2 separate regions of the Homo sapiens genome follow, and region 2 is linked to region 1. A link is a loop called in an ENCODE intact Hi-C map of the cell type or tissue named here. Cell type or tissue: IMR-90. All regions are shown on one strand. Links, peaks and the distances in the headings refer to the core of each region. The heading gives the core; the rest is flanking DNA.

Region 1 (12,266 bases), core at 2,651-10,650:
TCATTACCTTCTTTGATCACAAGTTTCCTCTTGAAACATCTGGGCATATCTGTACTCATTATTAGAAAAGCCATTTGAGAGAACTTTCTAGGCTTAGGGTATCTTTCAGTGCCTTTCATTTAATAGTCAGAAGCCAACACCACTTAACTTGCAAGACTACCCTTACAAATCAAACGAAAGTCACAATGTTTGGTGATCAGGGATGTCTACTAAGTTTATGAGTCTTTCCCCAGCCTTTCCCCAAGGGATAAATACCAGTTCTAGAACATAACTTGAAATCTGTATTTGTTGTTGAAAAGGCAACCCTGAAAATATTTTAGGGTGATTTTTGTTTCCAGAGCACTACACTAGATTGGCAGGATTCTCAGGTCAGTTAACTAAAGGGACAAGTTGATGGGGTTCAGATGGAGGGCTTGTCCACTGGGCATCCACAGGAGTTGTCAAGAACTTGGCAGAGGAGCACCAGCTGGCAAAGATGAGGGCCCTGAGACATGGGGCTAGCTCTGTGATTATTGATTGATAGCACATGCCTCCGGCAGAAATTAGAATCCTCTGTTGGGCTGGGACCAGAGAAGGAAGCAAGTGGCATTTTGTTGTTGTTGTTGTTGTTGTTGTTCTGGAAATTAGAAACCCTACCTAATACCCTACATAATAGACCCCGTTACTCTCAGTAGTACAGGGAACAGAAGAGCCAAAAATGTTACATTTTTCGAGTTAGTAAGATAATGAAACCAGGGGAAGGGACATCTAGAAATTCTTAGTTGTATTAATTTAAAGTGCTTGGGTAATGTAGGATTACCAATCAGAGATACAGTAATTATAAACAGTAATTTTGAAAATGTGATTTACTACTTGTGATTGGACTTTTAGGCTGGAATTCAAGGAGGCAAATTTACTTTTAAAAAGCACACTCATAATTTGTCTTTGGAATTTTCTTCATTCAAGAACAAGGTATGAGGAGTTACTCCTGGGAAATTTGCATTTGAATTTCTCAAATTGTTTATCCTCTGATCCTGTAGCCCTACGATATTGATGCACTGCACCTTAAGAAATGTAACTTTATTTTGGATGCATTTTTACTTCAATAAACAAAAGAAATAATCACTTAGAAAATAAGAAAATGATAGAATAGGTCACAGAGGAATTATAACCTGACAGCATTTTGAAAAAAATTTTTGCAAAATTATACAACAGTAAACATCTTAATTTTATATTAAATAAGTGTGGAATAAACATATTAGAATTTTCTTGATAACTAGTAAAATTCTTTGGTCAAGAGATTTTATGATTACAAATAAACCATTCCCATAAAGAGATCAGAATCTCTCCTCACCTCCGTCCTTTCCCCATTTAGTCATTTACAGATTTTTTAAAGGAAACTTTAAAAACTTCATTTTTTAAAGTGTGGTTTTTTAAAAAGGAAGTTTTTTAAAAATGAAGTTTTTAAAGTTAGGAGCATCTGGTAGTGTCTATTTTATAATAACAAAATAAATGGAATAGCATATGCAAATATCTCAAGCATCTTTTTTGGTTAAAAATAGGTAAGGGATTTCTCTCCTGTCATTCATTCACTTAAAAAAATCTGAATGAGATATTTGTTTTTCCTTCAAAGACCTACATTTTAAAATATAAGATTCCCCAACCCCAGCTTTGGTATCACAAGCCCATCATGCACAAAGCAAAAATTCAGTAAAGTGATTTCTTCCCCCCTTCCTGATTATTATTACTTTCCTATTTAATGCAACTGGCAGTGTAAATTTATTATATACATTTGGCCTACAATGTATGAAATATTGGCTGTGAAATGATATTCAGTTTGATGCCATACTTTTTAAGGAAACAAACCTAATCACGTGTTGAGTTGCTGGTATAGAACACCCAAAGTTTTGTAATCCTAGGGACAAGCTGTGGCATGGCTAGAGCCTGAGGAGATATTGTTCTATTTTCCTTTAAGGATGTATACAGTTCTTTGCAAATAGATTGAACTTAGCAACACTTTGATTTGTTGTGCTTTTCTCATTTGCTTTATTACATTACCAAACCCGTAATATTAAAGTATTAAACAAAAGACTTGGAGAGTTGAGTTCTGAAAGGCCACAAATTGCTGCATCTGAGAAAATGCTTTTTCTTATTTCCCTATCCACATTTTCTCCAGTGCCATCAATTTACATATAAACACATACTTATATACATGTGTTTAAATGCCGCATAACAGTAAACAATGGAGGTAACATGAAGTGAAGTTGATTCGCCATGTATTAGGTCATTGCTAGATGCTATTTCTATTTTCATAGGGATGTTCTTTGGGGAAAAAAAATGGATTTCTTGGCTTGGCATGGTGGCTTACGCCTATAATCCCAGCACTTTGGGAGGCCAAGGTGGGCAGATCACCTGAGGTCGGGAGTTTGAGACCAGCCTGACCAACATGCAGAGACCCCATCTCTATTAAAAATACAAAATTAGCCAGGTGTGGTGGCGCATGCCTGTAATCTCAGCTACTGGGGAGGCTGAGGCAGGAGAATCACTTGAATCTGGGAGGCAGAGGTTGTGGTGAGCCAAGATCACACCAGTGCACTCCAGCCTGGGCAATAAGAGCGAAACTCTGTCTCAAAAAAAAAAAAAAAAAAAAAAGAGTTCTCACTGGAAGACAAAACCAGCAACAAGCAGGCAGTTTTAAGAGAAAAAAAGGATTCTCTAAAATTACAGGACAATCTTCTCTAGTTACTCAAGGAAACAGTCTTCCTCAAGAAAACAGTCTTTGGAAACACTGGCCTTAACAGGAAGGAGAATGGAGAGCTGAGGGAGGCATTAAGAAAACACAATTCTTAGAAGAATTACTCTGGCCTGTCTCCTTGATACAGAATCATGGTGTGGTGGTGCCTGGATTCCAGAACAGAATGGAACCAAAGAGGATGATATAAAACCTGCCAATCCACAAACAGATTCATGTAAAACTCTTCCCTGAGCATTATTTTTCCTTTGCAGCATCTTAATAGCATTTCTCTCTGCCTCCCTAGGCATCGTGAACTTTATTTTTTAAGTGGCAGCAACTTAAACACATGACTCAGTACTGCCACAAATAAATCCTGCTCCAAAGCATGATACTTTACCCCAAACATAAAAACGGGACTGTTTGTTTTGATAACTTAAACATTTTCTCTTGATTTTTGCCTTAAGTCTGAGAACTTCGGCATTTGACTAATTTGCCATGCATTTAAGGCTGGTAGCAATATTGGGAAAGAAATATGATAATCACTTGCTGCCACAAAGTATTCTATATACTGTTCTCTTTCAGCTCTTGTTTCACATGTGTTGGTTCAATGGAATATTCAATAGACATTTATAGGAAATAAATTGAGAGATGAATGTAAACCATATGGCATCTGGAGGTTTATTTGCAAAGTCCCTGCATCAAAGCTTTCTCCAGATCACACCATATTAGCTATGTTTTTCCAGTCCAGCAGAATCAGGAAGGTAACCACAGACTTCCCTGATGGAAAACACATGAAAAACAGAGCAAATCTTAATATGTAGCTTGAGTTGCTGGTCAAGGAGCATCCCTTAAAATAATTTTATTACTAGTGGGTACAGCACATTGCTTAGAACTGCATTAAAAACATAGAACAAGTTGATTTTGCTCAGGATTTCCTTCAAAATTATAGGACACACTTCTTTCATTTATTCTAACAACAATAGTATCAGTTTGGTAGAATTGTATTAAAATTTTAGGACTATTTTTCAGCTCAGTTAAAAAATCAATCTCAACCAAAGAAACACAGCATTTAAATATAGCATACATAAAAATGCACATTAGAATTGTTGCAGATGGGAATGAACCACATGCCTACACGAGTCCACTTGCACATACGAAAGCCACCATATTAAACTTTGGAGAATCCCATTAATATAAGTAATATTTAAAAAACATTGATTGGACAGAATGAGAAATGGTTTTCAAACTTAATTTATATATATAAAAACGTTCTCAACCTTGAATGCACTCTGCTTTGTGCAGTTGGTTATGGCTAGCATTATATCTGATATCAAATTAATTCTCATGCAGCCTGTTATATAAATCATTATGAAATGTCAAAAGCTTGTACATATTTTTTTTTTGAGTTTTCACTTACTTTCCAAATAGTTTCCATTTTTCAGTGTCAGGCTTTTCAGCCACTCAATTTTAATGATTTTTTTTATCACTGTAAATTTCCCCTCTCATTTACAGGATATTTGTGCATCCCCACGTGCATACATGCACATGTTATGCCATGGAACACAGGTGACATGCACAATGGTTAGGCTGAAAAATTCTTTATCTTTGGTTTACATTGAATGGTCAGATAACTGGCATAGAGAAAGAATAAAATGTTTTTACTATTAAAATCTGCAACATCTAAAGATTGTCCTTTATAAATAAATATTAAAGACTAGTACAATAGCAAATTGACTCACTGACCTCTGCTCCCCATAGTTTCCATTTTAGAACAGTTGCTGAGCACAATGGGGACTTGCACTTTTTGGCAATTACTCACTTACACATCTCAGGGATGGTCTTCTTTCTTTACAGGTTATGCTTCTAAATTTAGGGCAGCAAGTTAATGCCACTCACAACTAAAAATAAAAAAAAAGAGTATGTGAGCAACATCACTTAAAAAATATGTGGCTAACTGCTGGAAGCTATTAAAAACCAAATAAACAAAAGAGATTACACTTCAAAGAAATGTCAACAGTTTTTCCTCTCTCAGAACAGACGAGTTTTTTTTTAACTTATATCCACATCCACATCTGGAAAAGGCTTATGGCTTTATACATCTTTTATGGTAAAATGAATTTATTGAGTTTTAAAATTTTCGTGATGGATTAATGCAATCTTCATAAAAGGTAAATCCACATACTAGTAAAAATCTGTCTTAACACCGAAGAGTGATTTCAATAACAAATAGTCCAATGTTAATTTCAAGGAGCAGGAGAATTTTGAGAAAGCATTTGGTTAAGTAGATTTTTTAAAAATACAACTACATGGAAATGAAAATGCAATATCTTTTTCCTTATGACCTATCTTTATGTTAGCACAATTAATTCTTAAGTTAAGGGAAAAATAAAAGAAATAGTTTGTGAAGCCAACCCAAAGTTTAAATCAATATACCTGCTCCAATTAACTAACAATAGACATAAAGCAAGCAGTAAATTTACTGATAGCAAGATCTCCAAGGGAATATTTCAAAACAATTAATGGATTTCTACAATTCTTCTCAAAAGTAGACAGCATGCCTTTGTGTATTTAAAAGGTGAGATTTAATTTCTCAAAAATATGTGCCTGTTCAGAAGGTTCAAACAATTGACTTCATATTCTACACAATGTTCTCCCACGGCCCGAAACTGACAGTGTTCATTTGATGTTGCTTTACAATTAACTGGGTAGTAGCAACTTGTTTTCTATATAAGCTTGCCAAAAAAAAAAAATCACCTTTGGTATTCAACCAAACATCCAAATGTGGACGACTGACTACAGTTTAGTAATTTACAGATTTGCTGTGAGAGCAGGGAAGACTTGAAATATGGGAGAAGGTGTCATCTTTATAAGTCAGGCCAAGAATTAAAGAAGGGGAGACTCTAAAACCAGAAGAATGTTTAAAATGGAACAACATAATTTGGACATAAAGTAAGTGGTCTGTAGTCAATAAAAAAGAGAAAGAAAAAGAAAAATAAACTCCAAAAGGCCGGCTGCAAAATAGGAAAGTAGGTCTATTTTGTTTATTTATAAGTGAGTAGCAAGTAGATTCTTTCGCACTAACTAAACCAGACAGTAATTATAAACACAGGTTGGTTAAATTCCCTGCACCCTATCAAAGGAAACAAGCTTCTTTCTTTTCCAAACATTGTCATTTGTTTATTGAGCCTCTTTGGGGCTTGGTTTCATTTAAAACTATGTAAGCACACATCTGTTACCCCCAAACAATGTCAACCTTGTTAAGCTGAACCTGAATACTCATTATACAAAAATTTGCAAGTAACCTAACAGCAATTTTTAGAGTAGCCAGTTAGCATACTGAGCAAAGAATTTGGATTGTTTTTGTTCCATTACAGAAAAACCTCACATTATAGTGTAATCATACAGGAAGCAAACAGTCACCGCCTCAGTAGTTTCAGATAATTAGTTACCTAAATTTTCTGAGGTGAATTCAACGTACTTAGGCTGAGGAACATTATTGCTTATATTCTGAAATACCACAATACAATCTTGGTTAACAATGAAATTATAAATATTGGAGTAAAACGTCATTTTAGAAATCATTAGGTTTTATCAGTACAGTACAACTGAGTTCCTCATTTAAGGAACTGTTTTATTAAAAAAAATGGGGGGCTGTGATATTGCTTATATTAGCTCATGTCAGATATCAGATTTCAAGAAACTTTTACACAGTAGACACTATTAAAACATCATTATTGGAGTTGTCATGCTTGGGTGGTTTGAACTAAAGTGAATTTCATGTATTTGCTAGGAGACAGCAATAATAAATCCTGGAGTCTGCATTGCTAAGTGATGACCTAGAGTCTGGGGGAATTGACCTCACGAACCACCAGGACAATTGGATGAGTTCAGTAGGTGGGAGCACTATGGGGAGGGGCAGAGTCTAATAAAACTCCACAAGGACATATAGACATGCCACCCAAACTCCCCTGGGCAACCATTCTGAACAAGACCATCTCTGCCTATTTTGTTTTCTGTGTCAGTCACGGTATCCACCTAAGCCATTAGGAAGTCAGCAAGTCTTATACTACCTCCCTCCCTCAGTCATGGCACACGTATCTAAAGGATCACCCAACTCTGAGTCAAAGTCTCTCAACTCAACATACCAGTCAGCCACTTCCAATCAATCCATTTGCTAGCCCAGGCATTAAACTATGAGAAAACTCTCACAGAGCAAGGCCTGAGGCCCTAGCATGTAAGACTGCCTGGCATGTGGCAGGAGATTAATGAAAGTTAACTTGCCTCAAATGGAATACTGGAATAGTTGGAAGTATAGACGGGTGCCAAACTGTCCAGGTTCAAATCCTAGCTGTGCCATTTAATAACTCTGTGACTTTGGGCAAGTCACTTAATGTCTCAGTTTCTCAGTTTTCTCATCTGTAAAATGTGAGGAAGTAACCAATATGAGGACATAAGGAATTAACATATGCGGAGTGCTTTAGAAGAGTGCCTGATACATAATAATCAATAAATACTAGCTGTTACTATTTTCCTCATTGTTTATTAAAATGCCTTGTCAACCTGAGAAAGTTACATGTAGCTTGTTCTGTTAATGTAACCATCTCCTGCTCTCTAAATCTTCTCTTTGATGAGAGAGATACCTTTCTGAAACACAAATCTCAAGATAATCATTTTTGTACCTATCAGCTTTTTTATTTTATAAAATTTTTGTGGATACATAGTACATGTATATATATATCACATTGCATGCCTTTATCAAAACATACCATGTACCCCATAAATATATGATGTTTTGATAAGGCATGCAACGTGAAATAAGCATGTCATGGAGAATGGGCTATCCATCCCCTCAAGCATTTATCCTTTGCATCACAAACAATACAATTACACTCTATTTTTAAAAGTACAATTAAGTTATTATTGACTATAGTCACCCTATTGTGCTATCAGAAACTAGGTCTTATTCATTCTATTTATTTGGTACCCATTAACCATCCCCACCTTGTCCCCAGCCTCCCACTACCCTTCTCAACCTCTGGTAACCATCCTTTTACTCTGAGTTCAAATTGTTTTGATTTTTAGATCCCACAGATAAGTGAGAACATATGATGTTTGCCTTTCTGTGCCTGGCTTATTTAACTTAATGTAATGATCTCCAGTTCCATTTATATTGTTACAAATGACTGATCTCATTCTTTTTTATGGCTGAATAGTACTCCATTGTATGTATGTACCACATTTTCCTTATCCATTCATCTGTTGATAGACACTTAGGTTGCTTCCAAATCTTAGCTATTGTAAACAGTGCTGCAACAAAAAAGGAACAACAACAGCAAAAAAGGAATGCAGATATCTCTTCAATATACTGATTTCCTTACTTTGGGTATATACCCAGCACTGGGATTGCTGGCTCATATGGTAAGCCAATGGAACAGAACAGAGAACCCAAAACCAAACCCACACACCTATAGTGAACTTATTTTTTGACAAAGGTGTCGAAGACACACACTGAGGAAAAGACAGTCTCTTCAATAAATGGTGCTGGGAAAACTGAGTATCCACATGCATTAGAGTGAAACAAGACCTGTATCTCTCACCATATACAGAAATCAAATCAAAATGGATTAAAGACTTAACTCTAAGACCTCAAACTATGAAACTACTACAAGAGAACACTGAGGAGAATCTCCAGGACATTGGTCTGGGCAAACATTTCTTGAGCAATACCCCACAAGCACAAGCAACCAAAGCAAAAATGAAGAAATGGGATCACATCAAGTTCAAAAGCTTCTGTGCAGTAAAGGATATAGTCAACAAAGTGAAGAGACAAGCCACAGAATGGGAGAAAACATTTGCAAATTACCCATCTGACAAGTGATTAATAACCAGAATAGATAAAGAGCTCACACTATTCTATAGGAAAAAAATCCAATCATCTGATTAAAAAAATGGGCAAAACATTGGAATAGGCATTTCTCAAAATAAGACATACAAATGGCAAATGGGTACATGAAAAAGTGCTCAACATCACTGATCAGAGAACTGTAAATCAAAACTACAATGAGCTATCATCTCACTCCAGTTAAAATGGCTTATCTCCAAAAGACGGGCAATAACAAATGCTGGCGAGGATGCAGAGAAAGGAGAACACTTGCACACTGTTGGTGGGAATGTAAATTAGCACAGCCACTATGGAGAACAGTTTGGAGGTTTTCTCAAGATAATAACTTCTTTAAAAACCTGAAGTGACTCTCTATTGTTGATACAACAAAGTCCAAGACAACCTACATTACCTTCCAAAAGGTAAGGACAACCTATAGTTTAAAACCTATCTTTGACTCCCAAACCTCCTCCACCATCTTCCTATAAGCCCTGCAACTTTGTTTTTGAGCTATGCTTTAGCTTTTTCTTGCTCTGTGAATTATGAGCTCTCATTCATGTCTTTGATTGACCCATTCTATTCTCTGTTCAGTTCTGCCTGGACAATTCCTTTCTGTACCTAAGAAACACTGATTTACCTTTTGAGATATAACTCAAATGTTACCTGCTATGTGAAGCATTTCCCAAATCTCTCAATGAACTAGTTTGCTCCTCAGCACATTTATCTTCATTATGGCATTTTTTAAAAACACTGATTACATTGGCTTCTTGCAGAGCCTGTAAGTTCCTACTCTCCTGCTTATATATGTCTCTAATACTTAACACATGGACTCACTCAAATATTTGTTTATGAATGAATAATCCCAATCCTCCCATCCCAAATTATATGTTTTCTAAGGTGATTGTTCTTTTTGAAATTGTTAAACTTTTAGTACTCTTTACTGGATACCAAATTATGAAAATAATACATGCATGTAGTAACAATCGTGACAAAAGCTAATTATTATTCCTTATGCCCATCCAATCCTGATTCCTGACATAGCCAATAGTAACAGTCTGGTGTGCACCCTCACCTTTCTGTTTGCTTATGTGAATATACAATCATGTATGCTAGGGGCTGACAAACTTTCTGTAAAGGGCTACATAGTAAATATTTTAGTCTGTGCTGGTAATATGGTCTTTGTAGAAACTGCTCAACCCTGCCCTTATAGGAAGAAAACAGTGGTAGACAGCACAAAAATAGATGTGATTGTGTTCCCATAAAACTTTACAAGAATAGGTAGCCAGCTGGAATGTGGCCTACTGGCCAAAATTTGCTGTCCTGTTTTATTTATATATATATATATATATATATATATATGTGTGTGTGTGTGTGTGTGTGTGTGTGTGCGCGCACGTTTGTGTGTATGTGTGTATATATATACACACACACACATATATACATATATATACACACACATACACACACAGGTTTTATCTGTTCATTTGCTTTTAAACAACATGGCATGATGCTAACCAAGTTGCTTGAAATTTGCTTTATTATATACTCCATTATATACTCCATTTATTATATACTCCATTAACTTCCAATAAGTTAATACATTCAAACAATTCTTTAATTTCTACATACTTATATATAAGACATATATACACTATATATGTATTATAGTTTAAATGGGACGTGTCTTATATACAGGTGTGCATATATTTTTGGTGCACTTAAAACTTTTGTCTCCTGCATGCTATAAGTTTAACACTCTTCTATGCATTCCACTTTACTTTCCTCAATGCTCATATAAGCATACACACACACATCATGTATATATTGTTTGCTTTATTAAAATGTGACCATTTGGCAAACCTTTGTTTGCATCTTACTGTTTTTGCTCCATAACACTCTTGGAAATCCTCTCAAGTAAACTGGAAGAGCACTAATCTGTTCTTTTTAATGGACATATTACATGGTGTAGATGTACCATACATATCATTAGCCAGTCACTGGTTCTAGATTTTATTCCTATGAACAATCTTATAATATGCTTTGTATATGTGGACTTGCCTACTGGTGGTTTTATATCCAAGGACTATATTTCCAGAAATGGATTTGAACCCTTTACACAATTTATTTTTCATGGCTGTCATTAGAATCATATTTCTACTTCATTTCTGTCATTAGAATATATGAGATTACTTTTTCTGTGCATCCCTACAAGTAATTAGTATTATCACTTTAAATAATTTTCTTTGACAATTTGTTAGGTGATATATCTCACTGTTACTTTAACTTGCACTTCTGAATACTCATGACCTGGAGCATTTCATATTTGCTGATCATTCAGATTTGTTCTCCTTAAATTATCTATTCATCCTTTTGAAACTACAGCTTTTCATTACCAATAATCTTGAATCCCATCATATTCAGTAATCTCGATATTTTATCCATTGCTCTTTACCTCCAGAAAAGACCCAATAGCCTATATTTTATTTTGATCTTGCTTTCTGGTGTTCTGGTGGATGTATCTAGGTACATTACAGTGACCAAGGTATATCTAGTTTAAGTAGTTTTCATGTGCTCTAACTTCTTATTTTTTTTTTAGGTAAAATTTTCGATTTTTTTATAGCCATTTCAACGTTTAAGGTACACTGGCTGAGGTTTAATTTAATGTAAATGTAGTAGTGTCACCAGTAATAACTACAGTATTTAGTGAGTAGTATTTGAGCTTTTACTCTGTAGCAGACATAGTGTTAAGAACTTCAAGTACATTACCTTATTTAATATTCACAACTCTGTGAGCAGGTGCTTCTATTACCTACACTATGGTATGAGAGGGTAAAAACACTTATTCAGGGTCACTCTGATAATCTGACTTACCCCCAGAATCTCAGCTGTTAACATTATGTTATCCTACTAAAAGTAAGAAATTCAAGATAGAAAACATGAACATATTTTAAGTTACTGGCCAATTTGGACACATTTTAAGTTTTACCTTGGATAATTTGTCTGATTAATTCAGTGCTTCTATTTGATAGTAAAGTTGTCAATCCAGATTTTAGAAGGTTAGGTCCAAAACTAATGTTGTGGACACAACTAATGTTAGATCCACAATCAACTAATGTGGACCAACCTGAATGTTCAGTTGTAACTATAATTGTTAGGGAGCAACCTACTATGGTTAAAAAGAAGGAAAATGAAAGCGCTGGATTTGGAATTAGAAAACCTGCATCCTGATCCTGATGAAAGCAGTTGTTAGCCATGTGATCTTAAGCAGTCTACTTCTCTTAGCCACATGATCCTCGTCTATAAAACAGGGATGAAACTTTTTGTTGTAACAAATTCACTGGGCTTTAATGAGGTACCAATGAGAAGAATTATAAAGAAACACTTTTTGTTGTTTCTTTTGAGATTGAATGATTATATTTTGCTGTATTTGTATTACTTTTGATAAATTTTTAAAAATAACTACAGATATTAGTATGTATTTATTTTAGATACTTCAGAATCCATCTCAAAAAAAAAAAAGCAGGAAGCACTTTTTAAAACCAAAAGCTAATTTAGAAAGGTATTATTATTACTACATATAACCCACTTTGAGGACTCAACTTCCTTGTTCGATTGAATTCTACCTGTATCGTAAAGGCACCATGAAGAGTAATGTCATGTTCTCAGGCTGCT
Region 2 (12,266 bases), core at 2,117-10,116, 230 kb before region 1:
TAAAACTCTTGTGTTCCCAGAGTGGCTAAACAAAGGAATTACTCAGATGTAAGGAGAAGGGAAATGTGTGGTTTTGCACACAGTTATTCAGCGGTAGCCCTTTCGGAAGTAGGAGTTGGAGAGAAAGGGTGGGGGCAGTGTCTGCAAGGAGAGGAAGGTGCATCATACACAGCCCTAACTTCCAGGAGACACGGTGAGTGTATGTGAAGTGTAGTGTCTTCAGTAGTCTGCATCTCATCTCAAATGTATCTTTCGTGGAATCCCATCCTCTTTTGTTCTTTGAAGTGCTGTGTGCTTGTGCTACACGTTTGCCACACCCCAGGGGTATCTGCCGGCATCAAGAAATGTCCCGAAATCGGATTTCACTTCTCTAAAGTTTCGAAACCTTACTGTCTAACCTGGTTGTGTCATCAGGTGGTCACACAGTAGATCTAGCCAGTTAACATTTGTTGGGGACCCACTCTGCATCCACTCTGCATGAGGCACTGGGAGTCGAGCCTACAGGCATGACAGGATCATTACCTCTGTCTTGTGGATAGTAAATAATCCTCATGAATTTTGGCTACCAATTTAGGGGGAAAACGTGTTTTGTTTATTTGTTTTTTCACTTCTACAGCTTTTAAAATTGATACCTCGTAACTACATATTTTGGGGGTACATGTGTTATTTTGATACATGTATACAATGTGTAATGATCAAATGAGGATAATTAGGTAAACGAAATATTCTCTGATGTTGTGAACTGTGTTTTGTGGGGCTTTACATGCACCTGATTTTTTGGATAAGGTTAGCAAAATATTGGTCAAAGTCTAAAATTATACAGCAAGAACTTCATTAAGATGGAGATGGATGGTTCTATTTCTTCTAGGGGTCCTCATCCTCCTTCCCCCTCCCCAAGGTCTTGTATGATCTTACATTCTTCTATCATTCAATTCTGGGTTATAAACATGAAAAGATTGATAGACCTGATAGTTAAGAAAGTAGGAAAATGTTGATTTGGAAAACAACATTTGAACCTCAATCAGCATATAGCTAAAACATAAATTTCAGTAATTTATGAAGTTGCAGTTCTCAACAATGAAAGTTTGAAACAAACATTAGGAAATGTTCACCATTGTCAGTAATCTGAGAAACACAATTTAAGGTAACCTGAGCTTACCTTGTACCTGCTAAGCAACAAAATATTTTTCACAAATAATGCTTGCTGCTGATGAGATTGAGTTTAAATTGATAGCCCCTTTGGAAGTTAATATCACAATAAATCATAGGAACCATAAAGATGTTTTGGCCTTTGCTCTAACAATTCCATTCTTAGAAATTTATCCTAAGGAGGTAAATCAACAGAAATAGAGTAGAAAGATTAATGGATAAAAGTGGTCATTGTATTATACAAACAGTAAAAGAGAAAGAGAAAGATGATCCTCAAATGCCTAGTATTCAGAAACTGACATATGTCAACACAGTGGAATCTCATCTAGCCATAAACATTATAAATTGTAAAGCTAGGAAAATTTAAAAAATAGCATTCCTGCTGAATTTACAATATTTAAAAATATGACCTCAAATGGAAACAGATTGGCAAAAATAAGAAAACTGGCCTTAACTAAGGGTTTGTGTTTTTTAAAGGAATCATCATCAGCATAACTAATTCTTCCTAAAAGAATGTAGGGTATTTTAGCAGAGCTGGTTCACAGGTGTGTGACATGCAGTCACATAGGATCTCATGCCTAAAAGGACACTGCACTTGATTTTATGTGCTTTTATTACCTTTTTATTTAGAGATAGGGGTCTTACTGTATCACCCAGGCTGGACTCGAACTCCTGGGCTCAAGTGATCATCCTACCTTAGCCTCCCAAGTAACTTGGACTACAGGCACACACCACCATGCCTGGCATGTACTTGCTTTAATGCCATTTTTGTCTTGAAATTTTAATTTTTGAGCCAAAGACCCCAGATTGTCATTTTGCACTGGGCTTCCAAAATTATGCAGCCAGTCCTAATTCTTACTGCTGAAACACTAATACAGCCATTAAAAAAAAAAATCCCCATCCGTAATGCTTAATACAGACTGCTGGGAGGGTGACTCCCCATGCAGCCTTCCTTGCACTGATGTACAACTGTTCCTTTTAAATAAAAATATCCGGCGAGCCATGGTGTCTCACGCCTGTAATCCCAGCAGTTTGGGAGGCCAAGGCGGGTGGATCACTTGAGGTCAGGAGTTCAAGACCAGCCTCACCAATATGGTGAAACCTCATCTGTACTAAAAATACAAAAATTAGCCAGGTGTGGTGGTGGGCCCCTGTAATCTCAGCTACTTGGGAGGCTGAGCCAGAAGAATTACTTGAGCCTGGGGGTTGGAGGTTGCAGTGAGCCGAGATCCTGCCACTGCACTCCAGCCTGGGTGACAGAGCACGACTATGTCTCAATAAATAAATAAATAAATAAAATAGCTGGAGAGCCATACATAAAATGTAATGTAATGCAACTTTGCTACATTTTGTTTTGCAAAGTTTTTAAGAATAAAGAAATTATTTTTTTAGCAGCCGGGCGCAGTGGCTCACGCCTGTAATCCCAGCACTTTGGGAGGCCAAGGCGGGCGGATCACGAGGTCAGGAGATCGAGACCACGGTGAAACCTCTTCTCTACTAAAAATACAAAAAAATTTAGCCGGGCGCGGTGGCAGGTGCCTATAGTCCCAGCTTACTCAGGAGGCTGAGGCAGGAGAATGGCGTGAACCCGGGAGGCGGAGCTTGCAGTGAGCCAAGATCACGCCACTGCACTCCAGCCTGGGCGACAGAGCAAGACTCCGTCTCAAAAAAAAAAAAAAAAAATTATTTTTTTAAAGGTAACATCTAGCCCCCCTAAATGCTCTCTAGGCTGTGCTAATTTTAGAGTCAATTGATTCTGAAGGTTCCTGTCTTCAAGGGCAGTCCAAAGCACTCCTCTGTTTGTTTTTAAATGGTTCAAGGGGCCTTTGGGGTTTGCATACAGCATCAATTATTTAGGAAGCCAACCATCCCCATTACCACCTCTTATTACTAATACTTGATAACGTCAATTTAAAAATCTTCCCTTCTGCAGCCTGTCCCAGAGATGGGACCATTTTAACTCAAATGGTTCTTTTACATATCAAAAGCCCCTGCAACAGAAAGTCATTTGTATATGCAAAGGATCAGTTGTAAATATGATTTACGAACAACATTTCTCAATAGTTATCCGAGCGGTTTTGTGTGATCACCCCAGTCCCCTTTGGGTGAACCATGCGCTGGTCCATAATGAGAAAGTTGGCAGACCTCATCGCAACCACGCTCATCCCAGTGGCTGCTACCAGCCGGGCCTCATGTTTTGCCTTGTTTACAGCTGACAGCGTTATTATTCTGATTGGGGCTCTGCTTTCTTATCATATTGTTGTGTTGAGCGAGCCTTTTCCTCTACGTTTGTGTTTCCTGGCAGGGCTTTTCTTGCCTTATTGACAGTTTGTAAAAATATGCATTAATTTGGAGTTTCAAGCATGTATATCATGGTGTCTCTTTGCTGTGTTTGCTTGAAGTTGATTAATGATAGAACCTCGCTTGGGGTCGTCCTCTGGAGAGTTCTTTCACAGGTTCTGCATGTTAACTAGCAAAGCAGAACACACAGCAAGCCATGATTAGCCCAGCCTCCTCTGCTCAGTGGTCCCCACAAACTGCCGTTGCATTACAGATTCTTATTTCGTGTAATTATTTGAAGATGGGTATTCATCCACCCAGGATGCCACTACGGGACCTGTTATCTGGTACTCAGTGTGGTTCTAGGACCACCGGCATCACTTGGGGGCTTGTTAGAGATGCAGAGTCTCAGGCCCCACCCCAGACCTGAATCACACACTGCATTTCAACAAGGCCCACAGGTGACTGCAGCGTGTGTTAAAGTATGAGAAATGCCACCAGGGAGGAGAGGCCCACACCAGTCCAGAGACTAGTGATTCAGAGCATCACTACCCAAGAGAACTTTACGCAGTGATGCAAATGTTCCGTCTGTCTCTGTGCTGGCCAGAATTAACCGCTAGTCACATGGGGCCTTTGAACATAAATGTGGCTAGCACAACTCAGAAACTGAATATTAAATGTAGTAAGATTTCGTTCATTTCAATTTAAAGAGCCACGTGTGGCTAATGGTAACAATACTGGACAGAGTTCTAGTTCTAGAGTGCGGCTTTTCTGTTGCCCCAAACTTTTCAGTGCACCTGAGCTGCAATGGGCTGGGAAGTACCCTCACTGAACCTCTGCATATTTTTTCCAGGCATCCTGTACACGTCAAAGAAGAGCCCCTCGATCCAGAGGAAGCTGAAGGGCCCCTGTCCTTAGTGACAACAGCCAACCACAGTCCAGATTTTGACCATGACAGAGATTACGAAGATGAACCAGTAAACGAGGACATGGAGTGACTATCGGGGCGGGCCAACCCCGAGAATGAAGATTGGAAAAAGGAAAAAAAAAAAAACACGTCAAAAGTTAGCAGTGAAATTGTTCTCCATTTGTTGTACAGTCTGGAGGATTTTCACTACGTTTTGACAACTCTGAAATGTGTTAACTCTTAGTGCCATCAAGAACCCCATTTGGGAGTATTTTTGATTTTTCTACTTTTTGTTGAAAAAAGGAATTTGTACTCTGTGCATTGGATGGACTTGTTTGGTACTTGGGATTTTCCTCTCTTAACCGTCAACATCAGTGTTGTAAATTTGCTAAACTGATTCACTTTTAGCAGCAGACTTTGAACTGCAGTCCTGCCAACGTTGGACACTGAGGACGCCCGACAGAGCTTGTGCACCTAAGCTGCAGACCAAGCCTTTGCCCAGAATTTAAGGATTCCAATGGACGACCTATTTGCACAGTACTGCATGTTGATTATCACTGCCTTTACTCCTTTTTTTTTTTTTTTTTTTTTTTTTTTTTTGCTTCCAGTTGGGATGGGGAAGGCCTTTGTGTGTGTATTGGGGGGAGGGGTTAAAAAATAATTATCCCAAACTTTTTAATGTATTGCTTTTTTTTTTTTTTTTTTTCCTTCTACTATACCATTTTAAGTTCTGACCTCAGGCCTCCATTTGGGCCGATGGCCTCTTGGAGGCTTAAAGTTTTCTGTACCTTGTGATGAATGTTAATAGGTGTTTTTATTATACAAAGCTGAATGTCATTTCTCGTTTGTAGCTTTCTGTCACTCATTCCATCTTCCTTCAGACATCACCACGTTTCTCTAAAGTCAGAAAACATTCCGTTTTGGTCTTTTTCAAAAAGGTCCCAAATGCTGCACTCTACACATGAAGGCCCTCTCACACAGACGTGACGTCCTGCCAGAAAGAGAATGAATGACAGAAAAAAAAAAGAGAGACAAACTCTAGGAACAATGCCGATTCATTCCACGCAGCAGTATTGGGGGTGGTTCGGGGGAGGGGTGTTTCGGATTTTCTTTTTTTCTTTTCTTTTCTTTTTTTTTTTTTGCAGCAACCATTAATAAATGCCACCACATTCTACCAGCACAAGGAAACATAGGCAGCACTGAAAAAAAAAAAAAAGCTCATATTAATTAGACTGACAATATGGCCTTGGAAGGCTCTCCCTTGTGGAACCAAGTTGCCATGGGCCTTGGGTGCTCTGCGATAACGGGTGTGGGTTGGTTTTGTTTGCAAAATGGCCAAAAAAAAAAACCGGCTTCCCCGAGCAGCTGCCCTGAAAGTAGGGGTGGCGGCGGCGGCGCTGAGTTTATACATTAGTTCAGACCTACTTGGTGGCATTAAACTGTTTGAATGCAAATTCGATTTCAGATTGAACTTGTTAAGGGAGTTAACGAGGGCTGAGTTCAGCAAATGCTAAAGTGTTAATTTCAAATATGCAAATTTGGTACTGCAGTTTGTTATGCAATATTATATCACCAACCCAGTATCACAAAAACTCATAGAAGATATCATGTAGGCCCTGGGCTTTGGGGGGGTCCCAAACATGGTATGCAGAAATGTGATGGTTACAGGTCAGTACAACCTCAGTCCTTAGAACCCCTCCACACTTCAGCTCTGCACCCACTTTCCTGTCATTTATTTATATAGGACTGTAGTTTTTTTTAGTTCGAGAGCCTTTCGAAGCTTAATTTATATTCTTTCTTTGTACCTTTTTTCTAAAATTACCAAAGATATTACACAAAGGTAAATTATGTTCTCTGTTTTATGCTTTATCTGATGAAGCCAAATATCCTCTTATTGTTGATCAAAGGAGGCAAAAGAATTTAGAGGCAAATGACAAGCGATAGGCTATTGCAACCTGAGAAAGAGAACTGCTCCTTCATCGTAAATTTAGAAGACCAAGTAGATAATGGAACCAAAGTTGTTACTTTTTTCTAGTAGTTATTTTTCCTTTTTCTTTTTGTGTACCTCTACAGAGACCAAAACTCATTCTCTTAAAGAGATTTTATGGGGCTACTGCAGATAAAAATAGGACACAATATTAAAGGAGCTACAGAAGGAAGGGAGTCCCATCTCAAAAAAAAAATGAATGTATGCCACTGCAATTAGAGTATCCAATAAAGGAGACAGTTTAGAGTCAGGACAGAAAAGCTTCCATAATTGAACTAGATTACATAATAGTATTTCTAGAAAAAGAGATATTTTTAGATTGTATGCCACTTTTGTTTAAGAACTGTGCTGTGATCACTGTATTAATTTTGGTTTATCTTGGCATATATCCTTCAGTTTGTTTTTATTTTTAATTTTTCCTTTTTTTCCGATTAGGCTTTGGTCAGCATTTTTCATTTAAAGAAAAGTAACACTCCCATCCACTCATAAGCTTGGTACAAAAACTTCTCTGGCAGTTACTTTTGAAGCTTCACTCTGCTTTCTGTATAAAGGGCAGTCTGTGGTCACGCAAGACTTTAAAAAAAAAAAAAAAAAAAAAAAAAAAAAAAAAAAAAAAAACTTTTCCAGGCAGCTTCATGATGTGCAGGCAGTAGCCAGACAGGGTCATGGGAAGGGGGCCCTGTGCTTCTAAACTGAGTGGTTGCTGGTTAGTTTGGTATTCAAAAGAGGATAAAAATCTGGTAGATTAGTTCATTCTCAGCATGTGTAGCTAGACATGAGTAAAGATAACAGCATGAGAAACTGTTAGTACGCATACCTCAGTTCAAACCTTTAGGGAATGATTAAAATTTAAAAAAAAAACATTTCACTCAGTTGCACTTAGTCGTATGTCTTGCATGCTTAGTCTAAAGACTGTAGCAAAAAAAAAAAAAAAAGAAAAATTAGATTTTACATATCTTTGCAGGTATCACAGCCTTGCAGAAGAACCAACTGAAAAAAAAATTCTCAGGCTTTACAGCAAGCAAACTTCACTATGATTTTTACAATTCTGATTCTGTATCCCCTGGGGGTTATCCCAGTTGCTTCTTTAGGATGGGGTTTATTACGTTGTACATATATCCCGATGTGTCTGTGTGAATCTTTGTCTTTTTTGGGGGAGGGCAGAGGGCGGTTCTTTTTTTAGATATTGTTCCTAAAAAGGAATAAATGCATACACCTGTTTGTCAAAACACCTTTGCTTTTTGTGCAACTGCTTTATATTAACGATACTAAAAAAAAATAGCTTTGGAAAAAAAACTACTGTATGTAACGGAATTGCAGAATATGCTGCACATGTATTTTATTTAGTTATCCTTGCTTTAAGAATATTGGATGACATTTCCTGACATGTGGGAGGGAGAAACTCCCTAACTTTTTTTTTCTGCTTTTAAACTGTAACATAGTTGAAGATTTCTTTTTTCTGTTCTCATTGATTGGAGCATTTTGTACAGGTTTTGTGTGTGTGTGTGTGTGTGTGTGCGCGCGTGCGTGTGTGTTAATCTGTTTTTTGATACATTCCTATCCCTTGTGTTTATCCTACCACTGCCTTCCTGGCTATCTTAAACAAGTTCATACATTTGAAAAGAAAAAAAAATGTTGTTTAAAAAATGTTTTCTCCTGCTGCAGTAAATATTTTGCATGATGAAATTCCAGGGTCACACTTTTCCAAGTTTATCAGTGAAGTAGTGATTAACAATGGGGAGTGTCAAAACTATTGAACTTTTGTATAAAAAAAAAAAAACTTTACAAGGTGCCAAGATGTAAAGAAAATCTGTTACTTTTTTTTTCTCAAAGAAAAGCATACATTAGGGAGGTAGTCCCGTGTGTCAGACAAATGCACTGTCAGGAATGAGGATCCAACCTACCTGTCCCTAGAGTCCGTCTTGTAAGATGAGTTAGGCTGCCCCTTGGACCAGCCACAAAATGGAATATCAAGGCTTATGTACATACGTGAAGAGTTACCACCAGTCCTGCCACCTTTGGACAGCTCTAACACCATCCCCAGCATCCAGTCAGACCTAGTAAAGAAAACCTTGGATTCTTAACCCAAGATAGGCTGTAAATCACTAGCTTTTTTTTCCTCATGAAAAAAAATAGAGTTAAAAAATATTTCCTCTCTTTTCCATATTCCAGCTGAACTCCGTTTCCAAAGGCACAAAGAAGAGTGTGCTTATTCAGATTTTGAATCTTTTTGGTACCTTTTGGTTAATGACATAGCCTCCTGAAATTCTGGATGTCTTCAAAGTCAGTTTTGCTTCTTTATCCTGAAAATCAGATTTACAATGCTGAAGGCATTTCTTGGGCCCAGTGTAGCTCACGCAATCTCTGCTACCCATAAGCCTTGATGAAGATGATACAGTCCGGACTGTGAGCATGGTGCTTCATGTATATGTGCTGCCAGTAACAAGAATTTTTTTGTTTTGTTTTGTTTTGTTTTGATAAGGCATAAAAGAAACTCATTCCTTGACATCAACTGTAATTCCATCATTCCATGTCTGCGGATACAGACAATAAAAAAAATGTTGTGTAGTCAGTACTAATTACTGACATTATAAGCATTCTCAAATGCAATAAAAATGCTGGTTGTTCACGCTGGTAGTAAAAGTTGCCACAGCCTAAGTTTGTTTCCCTTTCTGACCTGCTGATATTGTATGTTAGGCATATGCCTTAGGTTTATCACCAGCTGCTTCCAATGCAGAATTAAAATCAATCTTAAAGCTTTCATGATCAGGGAAGGCTGAAGCTCTTATCCTCAGGATTTCCAAGTGAAAGTATCCACTTAGAGAATTGGGAAGTAAAAAAAAAAGAGCAAGAGATGTTATCTTTTCTCTTGAGGAAGCACACTCTTATTTTTTTCATCAAATTTTATAAAGAAAAACAAAATGTTTAATAACTAGCATTAAGAGCAAACTAAAATTTCAGAGGAAAGCAATTTCATGAATAATTCATTAAAATTTCACATCTGCAAGATTAGTCATCCAAATAAAATGCTAATGTCAAAAACATGCACCGTCTATAATATTCTCATCAAGAAATCTTTTTGCATATAATGATAAATGCTTAGATTAGAACAAATGATTTTATAAAAATATTCTATCAAAAGTATGCTAGATAATTGCATTCATTGAAGAAAACAGAACTTCAGTACCTAAATATTCCAGAAAAACCATCTTAATTTTGAGATTTTAAAAAAATAATTAGATGCATTTAGGAAATGTGCTGTTTCTTTTTAATATTACTCTATAGTATATATTCTAGGGATTAATGAATTTGAGCATCACCTTTCAATAAAAAATTAAATTGCCAATATGAAAGCAGTATTTTAAGTGGCCAAACCGTGGTAACATAAAACCATTACATATATAATTCAGAGCACATAATTCAGGGCAAAGGATGACTTGAAAATTAACCTCCCAGTCTTTATTCTGCAAAACACCCACCGATGCTGAGGATACAAGTGAACATTCTTTCCCAGCATTGTTTTGAAAAGCCCATATTAGCAAAGTTGTGTGTGTGTGTCTGTGTGTGTGTTTTTAACAAGTAGATTTTGCTATTAAGTTGCAAACTAGTGTCCTCTTTGAATTAACAATTATGCCCTATCTAGAAACCCCTTAGTCTCAATAATTAGCAAAACATTTGAACCTTTAATTCTCACCTGGCTACTGAGACTATAATCTTAGGGTTAATTCAAATTCCTGTAATTACCAGGCTTAAACCTAAATACTGCTTACAGCCTATACATTAGTAAAATTTAAAAATGTACAGATACTTCTTTTAATAAACTGGAGGACCTAAACCAAGTATGACGATATGTTAGTGAAGATTTTGCTGGTTGAGGCATAGTACATTTTAACTTATATTTCAGGAATTGTTCTCAAGCAGGAACACTCTTTTACATATTTATTTCAGGCTTGTCACTCTCATAAACGAGGCAGCAAACCCAAAATATTGGCTCTTCTTATAAATAGGCGCCTTTATATAAAGAACATAAAACTCTTAAGACTAATTTCACACCAACACAGGCAGCTTCATAATAGTAACCACCTCTCCCTCCCCACTAAAAAAGATAAAAACAAAGTATAATTAGTCTTTCTTATTAGATTTTTGTCTTTGATGATATTACGTATTTATGTGTAGGGTAGTAATCACAATTTATCCTTCATCTTCATTGTAGTTGAATCAAATAAAAGTATTCTTTATTCAAATAATGTGAAGTTGGGTGTCTCAAACCTTCATTTAATGAATTGATGAAAGGTTTAAGACAAAATTCACGTTGGAGGGAAATTAAGTTACATACAAAAACACTGGTTTTAACTGTGGGACAATATTTGGATTAGAAAACCATCTCTAGATATAACCTACTTATATTTATTTTTAAATGGTATTTTATTTTTTAAAATAACAAAACCCAATGTTGTCTTATTTCCACTTTGATTGTAAAATGACATTCAATGCTTAATACCAAAATATATATATATATACACATTTGAAATTATCAACGGTCCTTTTTTTTTGGTTTATATTGAAAATATTGTGAAGGGAAAAAGACAAGCTTCAAGTTATAATGTTAATTTGAAGGTAACCGGCCTTTCAAGAATTAATTTCAGCCAAAGCAATAATCATTATTTACCAGCGTGTGACATTTTTATCACTCATCATATTAGCAAATTTCCATTGAAAATGCTAAAATGGTTCGTCATAAGGCAGATAACTGCTCGAGCTGTAAAAATGACCAACACAAGTGCCGGTACTCAAACATTAAATTATACTGTAATTAATAAAGACAGTTAAACTGTCTACTAGCAACAGCAATTTAGGTAACCACATTTGATCGGCTATAAATTGTAACTACATTAAAATTCCAGAAATATTAGCAATATGGATTACTTGATGGAAGTCAGTGCTGATCACCAACTCTTTCTTTCTTTCTTTCTTTCTTTTTTAAACAACGGAAGCACAGGTCATGTTGACCACAAATCCGTGGGCGAAGATCAGGCCTTAGCACTTTTAATCTTGTGAAACAAGCAATTACAAATAGTTGCATCGATTTGTTAAAAAGCTTTAGGTGACATAAATTGTTTCCTGTTTAGCTTACTGCTCTGATACATAAATGTCACCAAGCCCAGTATTAATTAGGGCCATAGAACAGCAGAGGGTGGCCGATATGGCATCCAATCAAGAATTTGTCAGTCCTTTGTGAAAGTTCTGAAGGGCTGCTCTCACTGGCTCATTTCTCATTAGTGACAGAGAGAGAAAAGGAAAACTATTTTGTTATGCGAAGTCTTTAATACCAGCTTGATTTTGGGTTTTAAACTAAATCGCAGGATTTCAGACTTGCTTTCTTACTATTGGACATAAAACGCCACATTTTAAAACTATCTTCTAAACAGAATAATATTTACAAGGCATTTCAGCCCCTGAAAAGCTAACCCTTTTTCCCCTTTTCAATATAGGGTACTATACATGTTTCCTTGGGTTTATATTTCTACACTTAAAATACAATTTTAAATGGCTTTTGCACGCTATTGACTTAACATCAATCAAATGTATCATATATACTTTCTTTAGGTTGGCATGCCACTTAGAAAAATATGTGAGATTCTGGAGGAAAAAAGTCTGGAGAAAATTTATTAAACAGAAGTTTTTACTGTAATAGAATATTAATGTAAGCCAATGCTCTTTTGCCATTAAGCTGATCCTTTTTTTTTTTTTCAAACATACACATGCTTTTTATTATTTTGCACTCAAGCAAAAATTCCACATTCAAAGACTTTCCATCTAGTCGGGAATGTCTCTGGCAAGAAACATGTCAAGAAATCCTGACCTCCCGAAAGACATCAGACATCATTCACACTGCGCATTCACCCCACTGGGCAGGGAACACAAGCCCACTTTCCCCAAAAC

The links. Hi-C counts contacts between places; a loop is a spot of excess contacts. Peaks named below come from ENCODE experiments on the same cell type or tissue, not always from the same donor. Only the 100,000 strongest peaks of a DNase experiment are listed, where the experiment ranks them.
Region 2: it touches region 1 in a loop (3-fold over the local background); 11 of 110 quality-filtered maps call a loop at or near these places.

What each region holds. Positions count from the first base shown.
Region 1 is chr3:70,720,874-70,733,139 of GRCh38, reverse strand. No RefSeq gene overlaps it. Among named protein-coding and RNA genes, the nearest start is that of MDFIC2, 410 kb to the right of the region's middle. In IMR-90, for the core only: no CTCF peak of the experiment used is centred there; a DNase peak (open chromatin) is centred at 5,939; H3K27ac peaks cover 540 bases.
Region 2 is chr3:70,951,408-70,963,673 of GRCh38, reverse strand. It overlaps FOXP1 (forkhead box P1), which reads left to right. Exons shown (of 21, transcript NM_001349338.3): 21 at 4,283-8,966. The coding sequence ends at 4,427. Among named protein-coding and RNA genes, the nearest start is that of FOXP1-AS1, 330 kb to the left of the region's middle. RefSeq lists an enhancer at 1-333. In IMR-90, for the core only: no CTCF peak of the experiment used is centred there; a DNase peak (open chromatin) is centred at 7,023.